2 separate regions of the Homo sapiens genome follow, and region 2 is linked to region 1. A link is a loop called in an ENCODE intact Hi-C map of the cell type or tissue named here. Cell type or tissue: breast epithelium. All regions are shown on one strand. Region 1 has its middle 43 kb from the start of LINC00676. Region 2 overlaps IRS2 (insulin receptor substrate 2).

What was found. A loop is a pair of places that touch in the nucleus more often than their neighbours do. Peaks named below come from ENCODE experiments on the same cell type or tissue, not always from the same donor. Only the 100,000 strongest peaks of a DNase experiment are listed, where the experiment ranks them.
Region 2: it touches region 1 in a loop (9-fold over the local background); 3 of 110 quality-filtered maps call a loop at or near these places.

What each region holds. Positions count from the first base shown.
Region 1 is chr13:109,683,900-109,686,399 of GRCh38, reverse strand. No RefSeq gene overlaps it. Among named protein-coding and RNA genes, the nearest start is that of LINC00676, 43 kb to the left of the region's middle. In breast epithelium, no CTCF peak of the experiment used is centred here; a DNase peak (open chromatin) is centred at 1,415; H3K4me3 peaks cover 960 bases; H3K27ac peaks cover 1,570 bases.
Region 2 is chr13:109,776,023-109,778,522 of GRCh38, reverse strand. The region is part of intron 1 of IRS2 (insulin receptor substrate 2); the gene reads left to right. Among named protein-coding and RNA genes, the nearest start is that of IRS2, 9.3 kb to the left of the region's middle. In breast epithelium, no CTCF peak of the experiment used is centred here; no DNase peak of the experiment used is centred here; H3K4me3 peaks cover 2,500 bases; H3K27ac peaks cover 739 bases.

The sequences.
Region 1 (2,500 bases):
AAGTGAGATAATGATCGTTTCCAGGTGCACATACAAGGTTGAGAAAAGGGATAGGCTTTTTTCAATTTAAAAAGTTCCCCAATAACTTTTTCTTAAATCTTTGGAAATTCTACTGCTTCTCTGCTGGAAAGCACTTAAATTGATAAGAAAAACAGTGAACAAGTACCAAACTCTCAACCGAGTACCTTGGAAATAGCTACCTGAGTTAGCCTGACAGCTGGATTTTCATGGACAGCTGTGCTCATAGTTGTGAATTTGTATTGCGTGATTTTAATGTTGCCATACTTTTAATCGCTAAAATAACCCTAGTTCAAAAAACAGAGGTAAACATTGATATTTTATCATGTTTCGTAACTTTCTGATGTTTCATTCCCTAAGTAATTTTAAGAACCCTTGTTTAGACATCTGGCTTTATGGGACAATCAAAAATATGATTTGAGTTCTTTATTTCAGGACAATTTATGCACATAAATGTGCTACAGAAAATAAGGAGGAGTAGGTTTTACTTAAGCCGACTTTGTTTTCTCCTGTGGGATGAAGAGCAGCTCTTTCCATTGATCTGATTGTCCCAAATAATGTTTCAGTGCTTCAGTTCATTTTGACCACGTGGTCACACCCCAAAATGTCAGCCACAACATTACACTGTACACACAAAAGTCCAGATTTACCGCTGTACCTTTGGTCCAACAACATTTATATTTAGCCTCCAATAAAGGCTCAACTTGCTCCAAGAGATTTTTAATGAAGAGCACCATAACATTCCGGTTGCAATTATGCAGTGAATGGCAAATTCCAGAAGCATAAGTAAATCAATGGAGAAAGCACAATGATCCCTTCTACACTAGCATCTGGATTTTTAAAAATCCACATAGCCTCTTCCTTCCTTTCTCCCTCCCTCCCACTCCTCCTTCCACCCTCTCCCCTGCTGGGCATGTGAGGCTTGCTCCAAGCTTGATTCTGAGTGGAGTTTTCGCATTTCTAACCTGCACAGAGGCCGGGTCCAGCCTTAGGTGGCTGTCCCATGGTGGACTTGGGGCTGCCATACCCAGTTCATTTTCTCAACCCTTCACTTCATTTTCGCCCGTTGACACAGGCTTAGTGGGCTCCGGATTTTATTTTTTTTAATTCCAAACGGTTGCCTAACTTTCCCCTTTCGCCTAAACACGATAGAGCTGTCTTTCTTCGCTGGAGCTGCTTGCACGGGCACGGTGGCATTTGCTGCTATTTCAGCTCTTTCCACGCAGCAAATCTGCTTTCCCCAGCCCCGAAGTAAACATCACCTTTTCCCTAGTTGACCTGCCTCTGCTGAAAACACACCCACCCCTTCCTGCTCCAATTACAAACTTAGACTTGACTGTGGGCCAAGTTGCTTTTCCCACAGGAGCAATGTCTCTGCCTCACACTTGGTTTTTCCAAGGGAGGCGGTGACTGAGGCCAGCACAGACAATGCTCCAGCCTTTGTATTTGCTGGGCCACAGAGAGCCACGTAACATTTATTCAGATCCAGTGAAACCTAATGCGAGGAAGCCAAGGGGAAGGTGGTTTCTCCTGCGTGCCATTTTCAAAAGTGTGCGAGCTGTCTGTCCAACTACACATCTCTTTTTAATCATGTCTGCTGAGGTCTGACCTAGATGTGTCCCATCCCTCACTTCCTCTTGGGGTGCCTAAGAGGGTTACCATTTGGGGCGATGACAGGTGTGTCCTGGAATGGGCCCTGTTACACAGGTGGATTGACCTGATCCTGGGTGTGTGAGCAAAGCCCAGTGCTAGCAGATTAGTTATGTCATAAAACATTAGGAAATATTTTATACAGTGGAGATAAGTCGGAGAACTGCAGGCTGCTGGGTTAGGCCAAATCGTTCTGGAAGCAGGGTCAAATGATCTTATATACTGTGTTTGCCTGACTTGGTGGAGTTGAAACTAATGACTCTTCTTCGCTTTGTGGAGCAAAACTTCCAAACTGCATTATATTTTTGGCTCTGACCTTGCACCTGCCACCCCACAGCCCCAGGCATCATTAGACACCAGCACAAGTCATTTTCTGAAGACGTGAACTCCTGTTGTGGTTTATTTGCTTTCATGACCCAAAGACCTGTCAGGCTTTGAGTTTTTCTTGGTAGCGAGTGTTCCCTCTCTGCACCTCAGCTTGTAGAGCTCTTCCATGGGAAGTCACAGAGTTTATACCCAGGGATGTGGCTGCATTGATGCTGCTGGCAGGGGCTGGGGGGAGGGGTGTCCTGTTTCAGCTTCTAGAAAGCTGCCTTTCCCATTGCCTACAACGGTCATTGCATACTTTCACCATTTTCATTTTCCCCCAACTCCTACCTTATCCCTTCCCCACCCTCCACACTGAACACCCAACTGTGATTTTGACTTTTTAAAGGAAACAGATACATCAGGACAAACCCCCTCAACTTTCAGGTTACTTTTCTACCAACTCATTTCTACCTGTTCACATACCTGTTTTAAGCTCATATCAGAGAAGTTATTCCTTTTGCTT
Region 2 (2,500 bases), 92 kb before region 1:
TGCTTTAGTTGGCTGGCTCTGGCCATAATAAGACAATAGCGTGCACTGCTGCTGCCCTATTCGCAGGAGCAGACAACTAAGGTGCTAATGAAAACACACACCGGCTTTCGTGAATGAAAGTCACATGACTTGTTCTGTTTCCTTTATTGAAAGAGAAACCTTTACAAAAATAGTACTTCATAGAAGGAAGCATAGTATGTGGAACACTAAACCAGGAATCAGGAAACCAGGTTTCTAGTTGCTGATCTTAATGAGTCATTGTGTGTCTATGGGAGAGCCACTTAATCCTGCCTTCTCACTTTCCCTGTCTGTAAAATGGGGGTAATTATAATCCTCCCCTTTCTGTGTCACAAGGCCGCTGGAAGGTAAATGAGGTCATAAACATCAAGAGTGTTTTAAGCTCTTCTAAAGGAAGATGCTAATAAATCCAGTTGTTGATACTTATTGCTTTGAAACCATGAATGTATACAGGAAAGACACTTTTGTAAATGGGTGCTCTTAAATTGAAACAAACAGTAACAGCATAGTCTGAAAATGGAGCCAGCACCTTAAAAATTGCTTACCTTTACTGCTTATTGCTAGTTCCGCTCCAGGCTCCCAAGAGCCATTGTTTTCCCCCTTTATGTAACTTAAGATCTGTTCATAGATATTTATGAACAGATTGTAACAAAGTGGTGTTCTAAATTACATAGTAAAGTAACAATTAGGGAAAACAGTATGGTAATCCTGAAACTATGTTAAGACTGAACTTCTGATTACCTTTTATTACTGGTTTTTATATTAAGAGATGTTGACAAGATGAAAATGTATAATTAGAATATACATTTTAAAAATCGCCTCTTAATGCCGAATGCATTGAAAGAAAAACAGAACCCTGAGGTTGTTTGACTACTCATTGTTTAGTCTGGGGGTTCATTCTTTGGGGTCGATTTAATGAGGGTGGTCATTCCTGCAGTTTTGATGGTAGCACTGTGCTTATCAAACATAGTAGGAAAATGCGTGATTCTTTTGTTTTTCTACCACCCAAAAAGGAATCTTAGTAGAGAATTGATATTTTATTTTCTTTAGAAGTATGAGTATTTAAAATGAGGCTCTTTTTTCTGAAGAGAAGAACTTGGAAAAGTTTTAGTAACAGCATGAGTATAATGGGTTTTCTGTTAAAATTCCCACTAATGCATTTTCTTTAGAAACGTAGTTCTAAGAGCTAATTTTGGTATCAGATTTGGCAAGTAGAAAGGGTTTTTGTTTGTTTGTTTTGGTTTTTTTCTAGGGGGAGTAGCACAGAATCAAGTGTTCCCATTTCACCTTATAAACTTAAGGGAAAATGTAACTTTATTCTTTCATCTGCATTGCCAAGTAGAATGAGGAAAACACTGGGTGAGGCAAAGTGCTGTGCCCCCCGCCCCCCATCCTGCATTTGGACAGCTGTAATGCAGGTGGATTCTCTGTTTCATTTCTCTAGTACGGATGACAGCAGAATGTATATTTCTATACAAGATGAACAAAACGTTTTAATGTTGGCGTTTTAATGAACAAATGAAAACAAAATTTTCTGAATGTCCAAAAGTATTGGTTATAAACACATTAACTGTCAGATCATGATTTTTGTGAAAAGAATGCTGTCCAAGTTTAGATAGGGACACTCTTTCTATATTTAGTTTGAGTGGGTTCTTCAAGACTGCAGTGGTTATTCTGACTCATTTCAGGTAGATTATTGTACACAGAGTTCAGTGCTAGACTTTTCTGAAGAAAACTAGTAAAGTCATCATTTGGCATGGAGGAGATGATGGGGTTGATGATTGCTACTGATTTCAATTTCTTTCAAGATAGCTACAGAGACTTACATTAACTGGGTGCTAAAATACAATGCATAGGTGAAGGTTAGTGTAGAAAGAGTTGGAGTATATGTTGTATACCAACATTTTGCTCTGTAGGTGCAAATAATGCAAGATGCTTCTGTGTGTTATAGCTTTATTACTTAAGTGAATTCATTACATAAGAATTCTGAAATAGATTGGATTAAAACTTATGGGTTACATGTTTACAAATGATAAAATAGTCAATTTGGTGGTTCTGATTAATTTTCTATTAGACTAGGAAAATACTAAGTTTGTATAGAGTCACTTTTATGTGTCCAAAGACACTGTAAAACTTGAATGGGTAAAGGTGAAGCCTTGGAAACTCTGTCCAGTTTTCTTATGTCATATATGATATCTATATACACAAGGTTTATAAAATATTCCTTGCTTACTGTGTTTTTACTGAAATTTGGAATATTTGATCAAATATTTTGACCCACGATATATTTTTTAAAGATAACTGATCACACGCATTGCACCCTGTAAATGCTGGGTTTTTTTCTTTTTTTTTTTTTGAGACGGAGTCTCACTCTATCACTCAGTCTGGAGTGCAGTGGTGTGATCTCGGCTCACTGCAACGTCCACCTCCCGGGTTCAAGCGATTCTCCTGCCTCCGCCTCCTGAGTAGCTGGGACTAGAGG